2 separate regions of the Homo sapiens genome follow, and region 2 is linked to region 1. The links are chromatin loops, found by intact Hi-C in ENCODE. Cell type or tissue: A673. All regions are shown on one strand. Links, peaks and the distances in the headings refer to the core of each region. The heading gives the core; the rest is flanking DNA.

Region 1 (8,343 bases), core at 316-8,315:
ATTGGATGTTATATTAGCTACTTCTCTGACTTGTGGGCTAGAAGGATTGACAGACTATGACCTATGGGCCAAATCTGGCCTAGAACCTGTTCCTGTACAATCTGGGAGCTAAGAATGGTTTTTACACTTTTTTTTCAAAAGAAGCTATTTTATTTGACATGTAATAGATAGTCATAAAGCAAGTCCATATATTTAGTTTTCTGATATCCTAATGTATTTCCACAAACCTTTTAAGTCTACAATTTTATATAGTTTTCCATCAGGGAAGCAAGATACATATAATTTTTTTATATTTAACTAGTTAAAGGTTTTAAGAGGGTTTAGTCTCTAAATCAGGAACAATTTAGTCATAACACCATGCAAACACATTTAAATATTCAGGAAAGAGATTTTTAAGATTATTGCTTAGTCTTATAAAATGGTGAATTTTAACCAAATTGATGCCTCTGTATTCTTATTTATGTTTCCTCTACTCTTATATCATACTGCTTGGCAAGTAATGTAAGTTTTGACGTAATTTAAAAATTAAAGTAGGTGTAAACAAATTCCAATTTGTTAAACAATTCATATATTCCCCTTTACTTACCTCACTATCTCAGGATTAATTCTCCTTAAAATGTAATCATCCCACATAGAAAAAAACTGCAGAGCTTTATCTCTTCCTTAAATATTTTCAAGTACTGTAAGAACATAAATCCATAAAAAAACTGATTAAAATTTGACATTTCATCTTGCTTTACTAATTATGTAATAATAGAAAGATGTAAAAAACATGTTCCTTAATATGTATCTACTTAACAGAGAAATACAAAGAAACACTGCAATTATGGTTATGGGCTATTTTCCAGCCTCTTCAAGTACAGGACACAACTGTGGTTCCTACCAGTAAGGAGAAATGAATAATCAATGTTACATAACACAAAAGAAAGATGAGAGGCAGAAAAAGACAAACTGACTTTGGCTTTTAAGAACCTAATGTTAACCCTGAAATGCCAGATTCAGTAACACAACAACAAAACAAAAGATTACAGCAGCAAGCCACCACTTCACACAGTATTAAGAATTCTGAAATACGTAATAGCCTTCCTCCCACCTCCCACTCAATCTGTTGGGTCATCTTTTTGCTTTTCCTGCTTTTTCACTGCAGGGAGTTCAAGGCTTGCCCACTGCATCGGCTCAGCTTTTCTCATAGTGATCTCAATCTTTGTTGCAGTCGTAGTTACATAACTTCACTTTACATCAATCACACCCCATATTTTCACATTTTGATCAAATTCCTTCTCTCCTTCAAATACAATGTGCACATTTAACAATGTGCTATTTGCTTCTACTCAACTAAGTTCTGTGAATCTTTAGCATATGTTGAAATGGTAACTTCACCTCCAGTCTGATGCCAGTTATGTCTACATGGAACAACTTTTTCCCCAGCATCCTTTTTAGTCCACATGTGTTTCCCTGTTGTACAGCCCTCTTGGGCTAAGAATGTATTAAAATCAGAAGTTTTTCTTCTACAACAGCTTAGGTATTTCATTCCCTCATGGAAAATAGGTACTCCAGAATGATATACACAGACTTCTTCTAGACTTTCTAGACCCCAATATGTCTTTGAACACCCTCTATTCTTACATGAGGTCCCAGTCTTAATTTCATCATTGTCTTCTTCTTTCTTCTTCATTCCCTGATGACAGTTTATCAAGAGCTTGTTTTAGAGAGGCAGATATTTTTAATTCCAAATTTGTCATTGGTTCATCTGGGCTTGGCATTTTTATTGCTTCTACTGGCTTAGGGGCTTGAATTATGTGTTCCTGAAATTTGGGTTTCAATTCAGATAGTTCCTTCTTCTCAGTAGTCTTGACTTCAGGTTTGACTGGCTCAGGTGGCTTCTCACTATTATGTCTACCTTTGGTACAGCCTACAATGCTTAAGAAATCAGAAAAATCCGTTGTTTTTCTCTTACAGCAAGACCAACCCTTTAATGCATCATAAAAGACTGGAACACCTGGGTGGTATGTGCAAGCATCATCGGAATCGGTCTCAGGATCGAAGCGCTGACCGCAGCCCCAGTTGTAGCACAGCAAGGCCATTTTCTTTTCCCACCGTCACAGGCAGGGCCCAAACACCGGGAACGGCAAGAGGATGCATTAGCCACTCCCATGTCACTAGCGCCAGTCTGACGACTGAGAAGGCTGCCAGCTTCCAGACTACACTTTTTTTTTTTAATAGAGATGATGTTTCACCATGTTGGCCAGGCTGGTATTGAACTCCTGACCTCAGGTGTTCTGCCTGCCTCAGCCTCCCAAAGTGCTGGGATTACAGGTGTGAGCCACCATGCCCGGCCAGTTTTTACACTTTTAAAGCATTCAGAAGAAGGAAAAGAAGGAGGACATAAAGGAGGAGGAGGAAAATGAGGTAAAGTTTATGAGGCCTGCAGAGCCTAAAATTCTATTATCTCGTCCTTTACGGAAACAGTTTATCGATCTAATGATGATAAAAGGCTGGAGAGCGGATATAGGTAATTGGTGTAGGATAGTGAAGGTGCTAACTCAAAGCAAATTGGTTTTGATGGTCTTTATTAACAAGTATAAAGAAAAAATATTCACTAGGTCAATAATTGCATACCAAGTGCCGGACAAAGTGTTTTCTCCAATAACAAAATCTCCTCCAGAAAAATAGCTGTAATTGGAGTTACCAACAGGTTAAGTTTACAGTGATCCAATTTTATTCTCCAAGCTCTGGCTGTCTTCTGAACAGGCTGAAGATACAAATTAAGAGGGGACATGGTATGAATCATCGTCCCTGCATCTGCCAAGTCCTCAAAGGCTCTGATTTCTCTAATCAAGTCAATGCTGTCATAAAACAATTCAGTGAATATAAGTTAGGTGACCAACTCATCCCCGTTTACCTGGGACTTACTCAGTTTTAGCATCTGAAGAACCCCCTCAGTTGTAGACAAACGAGGGTCGTTGCTCACCCTAATATACAGAGTATAAAGGAGTGACTTAGCTGCTTCCAGAGGAGCTGGAGAACTTCAGGGAAAAAATTATAAGCTCAGGATTTTAAATTCCCCACCTAAAGAGAAAGGACCTGAAGCTGTCTATGACTGCTCAAAATGAAAGTTTTGCCTTATACTGGCATTGGATTACAGGTGGCTGCAGATGATAAGTAACTGCTTTGCCATTGCATGCTATAAGCAAGTGTCCTCCTTACCAATGCAAACACAGTTATTACTGCCTATAAATTTAATCTCATCCAAGAACCCATTCCAGATAATCCAGAACCAATTCACAATAACCATCCTTAAGATTTTGTTCTCATGGAACCATTACAAACCTCAACTCCTAGAACCATCAGGGTTCAATTAGAGAATCAGAACCTCCATGAGTGATATAAAGTGGGGAATTTATTAAGGAATTAGACGTTACACAATTCTAAGAGTTGGTGGTGCCGCAGGATACATTCAAAAGCAGAAAACAAAATTGTACCGCTTTAAGAGTAAACTCATTCATTCCAGCTTAAACACAACAATTTAGTTGGTCACGTTCTGCCTTTCTCCCAGAGATGGCATAGAAGTTCCTGAAGAAGGGTCATGGCAAGGAGCAGTGGTGGGAAATGTGGGGTTGGGGGTAAAGGGGAGATAGCCGATCGTCCCTTCATATCCTGGGACCTACACTCTGCTGCCATCTAGTGAGACTATGATCGCACTCAGTGCTCAGAAGACGGTCCACACAAGCATTCACTGAGTTCCTTCCCTTCCCACACATCTCTGGTCTTACGGTCCACACCTTTTTCCTCTATGTGTCTCTCATCAAGAATATGAGACTTTCGCAGGTCCACCAGGACTCTCTGTCTCTCTCTCTCCTAAAAGCTGTGCCCTTCTCAAGGACATGGGAAAAACTGGCAGCTCTTCCATGCCACCCCTCAGGGCAATCAAAATTCCAACAGACCATTTTCCCTTTGACGCTGTATTTTATGGTCCTTCTTTCTTAGCGGCATAGGATCCTCATGATATCATGAAACACCTCCTTGTGTGGTTTCAGGCAGAAATTGATTACAGGACAGATGCTCATACTTCCTGGGATTCTATCCCCCTCATTCAGAGAGCACACAGGGCTCCTCCTCAGAGACTTTCACACATGTTCAGCTCTATCTCTACCTCACCAACCCCTCTCCCTTTTCCAGACCACACAAGGTTTATGGTTTGTGTTTTGTCTTCTTTTTTGTTTGTTTTTGCTAGATTCATGTTTCACAACTTTGGTGGAATATTCTAGCTCTTCTGTACAGATGGAAAAGACTGTATCATGTTACTAACGTGTATGAGCAGGCAAGGCTGGAGCATTCTCTGCAGACATGGTCACGGTGTTGAGGTAGCTGCTAGAGCTCTGCTGACAGACTGGTGTCATATCCTTTGACATTGTGCATGTCAGTCAAGAAGCAAGCTGCCCCAATCTAGGGCTTCTGAGACAAAGTAAATAGTGAAACCAAGACATGAGAGTGCTACTGATAAAAACAAGATTTTATAATACAAAATTGAAAGTTTATACTTTCCACTCCAAGCTTGCCAACACTAGTTGAGAAATCAAAAAATTAACAAATCCTGGCAGGGCCCAATGGCTCACACCTGTAATCCCAGCACTTTGGGAGGCCAAGGCATGAGGATCACACTGTCAATAAAATTTGCTGCAGTAAGGACTGAATCACCAGGCCTACAGTCCTGACACATCCATTGTAATGTTTTCAAGCCCAGCAGAGAAGTCCTCGTTTCTCCTGCTGTATGCGTTTAGCAGGCCAAGTTGCTTCTTGCTAGAAATGTGTGAAAAGAAAAAAGTCTCACTTTATAATAAACTAAGCTCCCTCTTCTTATACAACTGACATATCTTATTATGGGTATTTGATATCCAAACAATGGGAAAAATTAGATGGTCAAATTTTGTTAGAGAAAGAAATAAGCTAAAAACACAACTGAAACATTTCAATTTAACTAGCATAGAAAACTCTACTGCCTTAAAGTTTATTTATCAAATATATCTATCTTAAACCTCCTATGGGAATTACTTCTCAGGTTAAACACAATGCAAATTTCTAACACAAACACAGAAGAAATCCCCATGAAGAAAGATTTCAGCAGAAACAAGCAGACATTGGTACTGTTACTTAACTTGGAGAAAGGACAAGCTGCCAGGTTTAGAGCTAAATAATGTTTGAGGCATCCGATGTTTAAACCTAATATCAACTTTCTTCTTTGTCTGCCAGAGTCAACTATTCCCTTCACTCCCAAAAACTCTTCAGGCCAGTCAAACTCAACATACATGCCTCAGCAACATCCTTCAGGGGGAGATCAAACGAAACAAAACCAAATACTAAACTTTATTATTTTCAGAGAAAAAGCATCCAGGAAGCTTCTCCACCTAGTTCTTTCAGTTTTTGTTGTTAGATCTTGTTGTAGGAGGTGGAAAATGCAATCTCACCTTTGGGATCTAGGTTTCCTCAAGTGCAGAGCAATGTATTTTGTATTCTGATTTTTGAAGTCCTGGTAGAAAGATTAAGAATTAGGGAGATTCATATGAAATATTCACTGCTTTGCATCCCCTTAGATTTTTGTATTCCTTGGTTATTTCTACTTTATTTATTTTTAAAAAGTAATAAAATGTAGTATTCTATGAAACTAACATTAAAGACAGTCAACCACAGAATATCATAAAATTAACTTCCTCTGAAGTGAATCTTTAATTTTTATTGGTTAAAAAGCAGTGCTGAAATACATATGACACATGAGACTCAGATCAGCCTAAAACAGCTCTTCAAGGACCAGGAACTCAGAAGAAGTTTGTAACTCTAAATGAGCAAAAATGAACAATAAATTTCACTTTCATGCTGTTCCTGAGTCTCCGTGCTATTTTAGTCACCTAATTCCCCACACTTGAAATTTAACTCATTAAAGTTCCTGAGTATAAGAACCTGAAAAGCATAATTGTGTTTTTTAAATATTTAATTAATACATATTTCATCATTTTGGTATTTTTATGACCAAATAAGGATCTTTATCTTGCAACAGTTCTGTTTGGTCTACTCTTTTCTTTCTTCAAGAGCACAAGAGTATAGTTTACTTTAAAAAAAAAAAAAGTGGTGGGGGAAGAGGATCATCACAGAGTGAAAACACTAACAAAGAAATACTTTGGGAGGATGGTATAATGGAAGAAAAAATACCTAAGTAGATAGTTTCAATTTGCCATTTTTGTCCTCTTATTTAGTAGAAAAGATCCTCAATCTCCCAAGAATAAGTTTTTGTGTATCAAGCAGATAAACAAAAGAATCCAAAATTTATTATGTAAGAATGATAGCAATAAATTAAAATGCCATCGTGTGTGTTCCCTGTGGCATTATTTTTATGTAGCAGTTGGCTCCTCTGTCTCTGCTAAGTCTCAAAAACAAAACAATCTAGATAATCCTCTTATAAATTATAATATATTTCTGGGAACATAGGAAAATTCTTAGCTATGCTGCAATTGGTGTCACAGTATATATAGTAAGAAAATTATTATATTTTTGTTAACTTCCTGGTAACTGTTGGAATTAAGTCAGGCTTATTTAGAAATCACCCAAAGATATCAAATTATTAAATAACCAATTGAATAACTAACCATAAATTCTAATTTTCTCTAATATTCTGCAAATTTTTTTAAAGAATTAACACCATATTGCTGGGCATCAATGGAAGCACTCTGTAGTGCTTAGGAAAGCACCTGATAGACAGTAGACATTCAGTAAACTATTTTTAGTATTATTATTATTTTTAATACAGACCAAGTCTCGCTCTGTCACCCTGCCTGGAGAGCAGTGGCACAATCACAGCTCGCCATAGCCCAGAAGTCCTGGGCTAAGCAATCTTCCCACCTCAGCCTCCCTAGTAGCTGGAACTACAGGTGTGTGTCACTTTACTCAGCAAGATTTTTTAATTTTTTTGTAGAGATAGAGATCTGGCTTTATTGCCCAGGCTGCTGACAAACTCCTGACCTCAAGCAATCCTCCTGCCTTGGCCTCCCAAACCACTGAGATTACAGGCATGAGCCACTGTGATTGACCAATAAATATTTTTAAGTAAATGAATAATGAAAAAGATATTCCTGACTTTTCTTTGTCATCTGCTTTTATGTAAATCAAAGTTGCATTTTCCCCTGTTCAGGTATAATAGAATACTTGAAATTTTAAAATATTCTGCCTGATTTGAACCATTGGCCCTACCCACAAATAATCTGAATCTTTAAATATAGCCACTGTGATTTGTCCAGATCTGTCACATATTTATTGAACATTGATCATGCAGAAAACAATGCAGGGATGTAATAGCCCCTGCCCCCAAAGAGCTTACAAAATAGAAAAGACAAGTACATTAATAGTTATAAGGAAAGGTATAAACATCAGAAGACAAGAAAATATACAATTGTTAACTGAAAGACAAATTTTAAAGAGAGACATCTGCTGGGTGTGGTGGCTCATGCCTGTAATTTCAGCACTTTGGGAGGCCAAGGTGGGCAGATCACTTGAGGTCAGGAGTTTGAGACCAACCTGGCCAACATGGTGAAACTCTGTCCCTACTAAAAACACAAAAATCAGCCAGGTGTGGTGGCAGGCACCTGTAGTCCCAGCTACTTGGGAAGCTGTGGCAAGAGAATTGCTTGAACTCAGGAGGTGGAGGTTGCAGTGAGCCAAGATTACACCACCGCACTCCAGCCTGGGCAACAGAGCAAGACCCTGTCTCAAAAAAGAATAAAAATAAAAATAAAGAGAGGCATCATATTCAACTGGGAGCTTAGCAAAAGTGCCATAAAAGAGGAGACACTTGAGATAAACATAAAACACGATAACAAGACTTTGACAAATGACATTAGAGAAATAGGGAATTCTAAGCAAAGAGAACACAATATACTCTTTTATGTCTATTCGGGGGATTGCAATTAACCCAATCTCACTGGAGCAAACAGTCAATGTAAGGATGAAATAAATGAGTAGCTTGAAACTTGGTGTTCAACTTGAGCTTGGGAGTCTATACTTACTGTGTAATTAAAAGACATTTAAGGTTTCTTCCAGTCGGGGTTTGAAGAAAGTAGTACATTCAAATGGGATCGATGAGTGGCATTTAATGTGTCCACAAAGGTGTGGACAGAGTAAGTGACACCAACAAGAGACAATGAAAACATTCTGCCAGCAACAGCAGGAAGAGTTACCATCACTGAAGCAGGAAGGAGAAGCAGGAAAGAGGAAGGAAACATTACTGGAAGCCGCAGAGAAAAGCCAGAACTGTAAGAAAGTGGCCCCGCACATGAGGGAAGGCCTTCTGCGGAGGAG
Region 2 (8,343 bases), core at 78-8,077, 290 kb before region 1:
AAACAAAAGACTAAGCTAAGCCATAGCTCTCATATCAGGCAACCGAACTCTGAAGAATTCACATGTGCTTCTAAGAACAGTGTCAGAGGAAGAGTGAAAACCAACAGACAGTATTTCAGATGTGGAGTTTTAAATTGTACAGTACTATGGTTTACAAACAACCAAGAGGTACAGAACCTTCCCAAGGTGGTCTTCAGGGGAAGAAAAGGAGATTTAATTTAGCACCACTGAAGGCAGAGATTCTGAAAAAAACCTAAAACCATTTTAGGTGTATGCCCCTTCAATTTCAGACTGTTCAAGAATTTGGTAAGAGGGCTGATGCTATCAAAGATGACATGCAGGTCTCTGGCCTGGGAAAATAGGTGAATAGCAGTGCTGTGACATGAGGTGGAAATATAGAAGCCCAGGTCTGGGCATAGAGATTTGTGAGTTGAATGGCTGAAAATGTTAGTGAAAGCATCACTGGGGATGTGATGACATGGGCAGAGTAGAATTAAGGGGATCCAAGAAGAAAATCGTAGGAAGTCTTACATTTAAGAGGCAGTCAAAAGAAAAGTAGTCAATGAAGGCACCAGAGAAGAGAGAGAATAATACACAAAGGGGAGACTATGGCTCGTGAACCCAATTTCACTTCCACAATTGTGCCAAGGGCCAGACTAGTTGAGCAAGCTCTGCTTTTCTCATTCCCGCCAGGAAGACAAAGGGTTTTGTGTTTCAAGAAAGTTCTGTGATGTGTACTAAAGGTAGGCAATATACACTTGTCATTTTCTTTGGCTTAGAACTCTAGATAGGTTCACTGGTCTGTAAAACAAATGCCCAAGAAAGAAAACACATAATGTATTGTTTCCTACATGATTTGGGTACATCAAGCACCAATTATAATACATTGCCTCTTCATACACTGCACTGACCCTAGAGTCATAATTCTATAAGCCAGGAAAAAGGGTAGCTAGAATTAAAAAAATGCATTTGTCATGAGTTCTAAAATGTTTTTCTCAATTTGAGAACGCCAGATTGTGAACTGGTAGACAGATTTAGTGCTGTCTTCTAGATCACATGTCCCTCTGTCCAACTCATAGGAGAATGTAAATAAAATATATTCAAGATATATTTATTGTGAACATAGGTCAGTTAGAGCTACAGAGAAGGAGAATATCTGGTGGCATGAAGACAAGTGTCCAGGTGCTGTGGGGGCCCTGGCATGTTAGCAAGTGCCCTGCAATGGAGGTTCTGTCATTGGTGATGGTAGGTACATAGGTATGTGGTGGTGACTGCACCATCTGATCATTCTTGTTTCAGCAAATTGGCTGTTAAGATCTCTCTCAATTCCTGCCAATCCTAATCCTCCATGCTTCCTAGATTTCTGTGAGCTATGAATGCTTTCTCTACCTAAGTTAACCAGATCTAATTATAGACTTTTTTTTTTGGTGCAACAAAGGGCCCAAACTAGTACAGCACTACTTCAGACTTAGTCTTCCTGGCAATTTGCCTTCAGGGAGCTAGTTCTATAGTGTTTTAGAATAACATATAAGACTTGTGGGATGGGAAGCTTAGTAAATATCTATGGTATCTGTTTGCCTAGCATTTCTTTCCCTGTGTTTCTACTAAGGTACACTCTTACTCTGGTTTTCATAAAGACACATGACCTAAACTTGATCAGACAAAATATTTTATCATTACTTTGTGTCATAGTGATATAAAATGATATACACTTACAGGGCGAGTGTAACCTAAGGCTTGACAATCAGACTTGAGTCTAGAATTGCTTTGTTGAGAGAGATAGGTAAGGGTAAGAAAGAGTGGTAGGAAGGAAGAGAAGATGTAGTAGATGGTGTTCATACCTCACCCACTTCCTTATAAATCTCTTTACCATTTTCATACACCTGCATGTCTTGGTTGGAGGATTGCCCTCAGGATGTCAGATTCACTTTGTACGTGCACATATTTAGCTGAAAGATCTTAGAAATTTATGATTCCCTGGAAGCAGCTCTTAACTAATGACTAATATTTGGTTATCAGGACAAGGCTGAGGGGAAATCTCCATTTTGGAGTCCTCCTGGGGAATTGAGCCAAGGGGATTCACTTGATTTCACACCTGTGCACCTTAGTTTGTCTGCCTTTCCTTCTCTGGCCCCATCTCTACTCCCTCACCAGATTTTCCCAGAAACACTTCCTAATAAATTCCTTTCAAGGTCTGCTTCTAAATAATTTAATCTAACATACCAGAGAAGCCAGAAGTTATCCCTACTTCCCCGTGGATAACAATGCTTGAGAAAATAAAGCCAACAAGCAGAGAGATAAATTGAATCTGCTTCCGATCACTCCAGCCTTTCCAACAGATGGAATGATAAATTCCCTTTTATACCTAAGCTAAATTGACTTTGATTTCTGTCACTTGCAATCAAAAGATATAATTCATCAGGGTGATGCAGAGTGACCCCTTTCCTTGCTTAATCCAACAACAAATCTCACAGATATGATGTACATGATATCATTGTGAAGGGAAATAAATCAGCAATGTTTTCTGAACAAAGTTATTAGGAGGCCACTGTCATATTTACTGTGCCTTAGATGCCATGTGCCCAATTCATGATTTGTGATTTTTGTACCTTTCATTAGAGCTTATTGTGCTGTTTCCAAACTTTTCCACAGCATAATCAAATTAAAAAATTCAGTCTATCTTGATATATTCCATATCACATATCTTGCCTATGTTAGGAAAGAAAAAAAGAATAAAGAGCAAAATCTTTCTGAAATGCAAATATGATCATGTCAGACCAAGTTTAAGGACCTTCAATACCTCATTCTTGTCCTCAAGATAAGGTTCACACTCCTTAAAATAGCCTCAAAATTCTTCATTATGTGGGGTCTGTTGCAATCTCTGCCCACAGTCTTCCCATCCACCCCACATTCTACTCACAATGAAAACTTTTCACTCCTTGAATGACATGCTCTTTCTTGGCCCTGAACCTTTGTCCTTCCTCTTTCTCCATATGCCCACACCCTCAGATTCTCAATTCACTCAGATTATCACATTTTAGGTTTCAGAACTTAACTAAGGTGTTACTTCTTCCAGGAAGCCCTCTTTGATGTCCTGCCTTCCCCCAGATTCAGATTAAGGTTTCCTCCTAGGTGCTCCCAGTATTCCCTTTACTTTCCTATAATTGTATATGTCACCTTTTTTTGTGAATAAATAGTGTTCCAATTAAGAATATATGGCCTTTGACAGAAGATTTTGTCTGTCTGTCGAATGCTATATTTCTGGAGTTTAGCACAGTGTCTGTCTCACAGAGTCACAATAGTATTGAATGAATGAATGAATGAATGAATGAGAGATGTTGAAAGAGAAGAAATAATATCTTTTTGAACACCAGCATAGCTGGTCATTAAATTCCAAGCAGGAAACATCTTCTTAGAGGAAATGTGCTGATGGGAAATAGATGACTACATCTATTCCTCCCCAGCATATGTCTCCCTGGGTATCATCTCTTTATGAGAGCTAAAGTTAATAACCATAAAATGTGTGCTCAGCAACAAGATAACTCCTGTGATTTAACAACAGGAACTACAGTCATTTAGCCATGATACCTGGCTTCCCTCCCAGAATAAGATACCCAAGTTCTCTTAAAAAAAAAAAGCAACTAAGTGTACCCACAGCTGAGAGACTTAGGTTGATCACTTAACCTCTTTATTGTTATATTAATTTATGGATTAATGTCCAGAGGCAGCTAGCTGTAAAGACTTCTCTTCAAAACAATTTCATTTTTAAACTTGTCTCATCTAGTAGCCAGACAGATTAAGGAATAAGGAGACTGATTTATGGAGCAAGGTGTAAGAATGGAAATCAGAAGTTTGTGAACTATGAAGAAAATTGTAATATATTGTTTCTTAGCAGGAGAAAGACTAGACAGCACCTGTGTATCAGATTGAAGAACAGCATTTATTGAGAGGAAAGTTACCATACACACAAATGGAAAACACACATAACATGATGACCTTCACCATAAGGTACAGACAGCCACATAAATAGAAGGCACTATCTATGTATGCTCTTTTTTATCTAGTGAAGTAAGACACTTACACTCTCTCAACAAGTTGATTTGTTTTAAGCTGTCAGGTTTGCCCTGACCAGGATCACTATGCTGGATGTTATGTACTCAAACAATAGGCTAACCAATCTCAGAAATGGAAGCTACGACTAGTACTGCCCTCCTCCGTGCAGTATCCTTGATTGTTTTGCTGGATATCAGTCATCATTTCTTAGGAGTATTAATCCCAAATCAGCATAACTGAGGAAAAACATCAAAATAAACTTTCTTCCAATCCTCAAAAACTTTTATTAGAAAAGAATAGAATGAGGAGAAAAAGTATTACAAGTCTGAGGATTGACAGTGGCACGAATCATAATGCATGCTTATGAATGACTGGGTAGAAGACCAGTTAGGTTGAACTGAAGAGCTTGTGTAATGGGGTATTGAGGGAAAAATGCTGTAGATTGAAAGACTTTTTTAAAAAGTGTGGTTATAGGGTAGAGGCTTGCCAAACTTGTGCTTTGGGAATAAGAAGCTGGAAATGTTGTACAGGATACATGGCAGGATGGAGAGAGTACAGGCAAGTCATATGTAGTATTCTATGCAAAAATCATGATGGTAAGAAAAAAAGATGTTAAGGGTAGCAGAGACATTTCAAGCAGATGCAACAAATGCTTACAGCATGGATGGTGAAATGTAGGGCTAAAATTTAAAGATGATTAATGAAAGCGGATGACTTGTCCTTTGAAGTGAAATTACTTATTTAACCCAAACACATATGAATACCTAATTCCGGAAACATTTGTTGTCATCATTCTATTTATAGTTCATGACTTGCAAGAATAAAATAAGGCATCTTGCACAAATAGCTTTCTTTTCCTGACAAATCTTATTGAATAAGAGATTGTCAGATATAAAGAGTTTAGTCATTACAGATGGAAATGAGAGCTGTACTGCTAAGACTCTGACTTATTTATCTCATTTATTGGCAGTTTCCCAAAAGGGAAGACAGAGATATATTAAGGTTTACTTATGTTACTTCCCTTTGTGCAATCTAGTTCACCCTCAGCCTGATTCAAGGGAGGCAGCATTATGGTCAGATTAATCATATATTTAGAAAAAAAATGTTCTCTAGGTTACTTAGCATTGAAAAAGTTATATATTTATATTAAGCTCTTGAACTCAGATCAGTTAAACCCATAAAGAATGAGCTTGAAATGCAAGAAACACATCCTGGAGTCATTCTGATGGGATTGCTAAACTTTTCATCCTGGGCATAGAGCAGATAAAAATGATGCTTCTCTGATTTAACAAAAGAGTAACAGGCATAAGACATCTGCTGATGAAAGGTGCAAGCATTTTGACTTAAGGGGGTCCCTTTATAATGTTTGAATGGAAACTGTGATACACCGTATCTTATCATCTTTGAAAGTGTTCAGCCTCCTCCAAAATGAAGTGATTATTCTGTTTCTAGGGAAAGATAATGCACTGGTTTAATAAAAGCTGAATGCCAAAGACATCAATAGTATAATGATGGTAAACTTGGCATCTCTGTCCTTTAGTTACTGAGAGAAAAAGTGTGTTGTACATATTTAGGACATAATAAATGCCAAACACTTTGAAAGGTACATTCACACACTTTTCTTATTTTAACCTCATAACAGACTTGAAAGTATTATCGTTATTATTTTTACAGATAAAGAAATGTTCCTCATATCACATAGTAAGGATCAGGCCTAGAATTTGAATACAGGTCTGTACTTTTCTAAGCTATCTTCTATTAACAAACAGCGATAAAGCATGATGCTTGAGAGTGTGGTCCCTAACAGCCACTTACGGTGAACACTGGGAAAGAATTCTCTTTGTTTGAGGTAAAAAGAGCCATGGCTCAGCAGAACACTGAGGCTCAGAGGAAAGCCTAGAGTTACTACTGTGATCTCCCTAGATCTGTGGGAAGTGAGAGGACTTGAGAAACATTCCCAGCTGACCCCACATTTCCACACATATCAGGAAACAGTACCTGACAGAATGTGGGTTAGAATTAAATACTAGCGATGATGGTGGAGTTGGAATTTCATTAACAAAACCAGATGGAGGTTACCCTCACACCTCTGAATTTTTGAAATTAAGTCCTTGATTATTTTTTTCTTTCCGTCCCTCTCTCCCTGTCCCTCCCACCCACCCATTTCCCTCCCTCCCTCCCTCAGTCCCTTCCTTCCTTCCCTCCCTCCCTTCCTCCTCCTTTTTTTTTTTTTTAATTATACTTTAAGTTTTAGGGTACATGTGCACATTGTGCAGGTTAGTTACATATGTATACATGTGCCATGCTGGTGCGCTGCACCCACTAACTCGTCATCTAGCATTAGGTATATCTCCCAATGCTATCCCTCCCCACTCCCCCCACCCCACAACAGTCCCCAGAGTGTGATGTTCCCCTTCCTGTGTCCATGTGTTCTCATTGTTCAATTCCCACCTACGAGTGAGAATATGCGGTGTTTGGTTTCTTGTTCTTGCGATAGTTTACTCAGAATGATGATTTCCAATTTCATCCATGTCCCTACAAAGGACATGAACTCTTCATTTTTTATGGCTGCATAGTATTCCATGTTGTATATGTGCCACATTTTCTTAATGCAGTCTATCATTGTTGGACATTTGGGTTGGTTCCAAGTCTTTGCTATCGTGAATAATGCCGCAATAAACATATGTGTGCATGTGTCTTTATAGCAGCATGATTTATAGTCCTTTGGGTATATACCCAGTAATGGGATGGCTGGGACAAATGGTATTTCTAGTTCTAGATCCCTGAGGAATCGCCACAATGACTTCCACAATGGTTGAACTAGTTTACAGTCCCACCAACAGTGTAAAAGTGTTCCTATTTCTCCACATCCTCTCCAGCACCCGTTGTTTCCTGACTTTTTAATGATTACTATTCTAACTGGTGTGAGATGGTATCTCATTGTGGTTTTGATTTGCATTTCTCTGATGGCCAGTGATGATGAGCATTTTTTCATGTGTTTTTTGGCTGCATAAATGTCTTATTTTGAGAAGTGTTTGTTCATGTCCTTTGCCCACTTTTTGATGGGGTTCTTTGTTTTTTTCTTGTAAATTTTTTTGATTTCATTGTAGATTTCAAAACCGCTCAACTACATGGAAACTGAACAACCTGCTCCTGAATGACTACTGGGTACATAACGAAATGAAGGCAGAAATAAAGATGTTCTTTGAAACCAACAAGAACAAAGACACAACATACCAGAATCTCTGGGACACATTCAAAGCAGTGTGTAGAGGGAAATTTATAGCCCTAAATGCCCACAAGAGAAAGCAGGAAAGATCCAAAATTGACACCCTAACATCACAATTAAAAGAACCAGAAAAGCAAGAGCAAACACATTCAAAAGCTAGCAGAAGGCAAGAAATAACTAAAATCAGAGCAGAACTGAAGGAAATAGAGACACAAAAAACCCTTCAAAAAATTAATGAATCCAGGAACTGGTTTTTTGAAAGGATCAACAAAATAGATAGACCACTAGCAAGACTAATAAAGAAAAAAAGAGAGAAGAATCAAATAGACACAATAAAAAATGATAAAGGGGATATCACCACCGATCCCACAGAAATACAAACTACCATCAGAGAATACTACAAACACCTCTATGCAAATAAACTAGAAAATCTAGAAGAAATGGAGAAATTCCTTGACAAATACACTCTCCCAAGACTAAACCAGGAAGAAGTTGAATCTCTGAATAGACTAATAACAGCATCTGAAATTGTGGCAATAATCAATAGCTTGCCAACCAAAAAGAGTCCAGGACCAGATGGATTCACAGCCGAATTCTACCAGAGGTACAAGGAGGAACTGGTACCATTCCTTCTGAAACTATTCCAATCAATAGAAAAAGAAGGAATCCTCCCTAACTCATTTTATGAGGCCAGCATCATTCTGATACCAAAGCTGGGCAGAGACAAAACCAAAAAAGAGAATTTTAGACCAATATCCTTGATGAACATTGATGCAAAAATCCCCAATAAAATACTGGCAAACTGAATCCAGAAGCACATCAAAAAGCTTATCCACTACGATCAAGTGGGCTTCATCCCTGAGATGCAAGGATGGTTCAATATACACAAATCAATAAATGTAATCCAGCATATAAACAGAACCAAAGACAAAAACCACATGGTTATCTCAATAGATGCAGAAAAGGCCTTTGACAAAATTCAACAACGCTTCATGTTAAAAACTCTCAATAAATTAGGTATTAATGGGATGCATCTCAAAATAATAAGAGCTATCTATGAC

Evidence for each region. Hi-C counts contacts between places; a loop is a spot of excess contacts. Peaks named below come from ENCODE experiments on the same cell type or tissue, not always from the same donor. Only the 100,000 strongest peaks of a DNase experiment are listed, where the experiment ranks them.
Region 2: it touches region 1 in a loop (4-fold over the local background); 2 of 110 quality-filtered maps call a loop at or near these places.

What each region holds. Positions count from the first base shown.
Region 1 is chr1:70,524,267-70,532,609 of GRCh38, reverse strand. It overlaps the pseudogene CHORDC1P5. Among named protein-coding and RNA genes, the nearest start is that of CTH, 120 kb to the right of the region's middle. RefSeq lists an enhancer at 3,425-3,926. In A673, for the core only: CTCF peaks have their summits at 3,479 and 3,684 (motif pointing left); a DNase peak (open chromatin) is centred at 3,659; H3K4me3 peaks cover 473 bases; H3K27ac peaks cover 1,764 bases.
Region 2 is chr1:70,815,176-70,823,518 of GRCh38, reverse strand. The region is part of intron 1 of LOC102724572 (a long non-coding RNA gene); the gene reads right to left. Among named protein-coding and RNA genes, the nearest start is that of LINC01788, 110 kb to the right of the region's middle. In A673, for the core only: no CTCF peak of the experiment used is centred there; DNase peaks (open chromatin) are centred at 3,508 and 4,958; H3K27ac peaks cover 539 bases.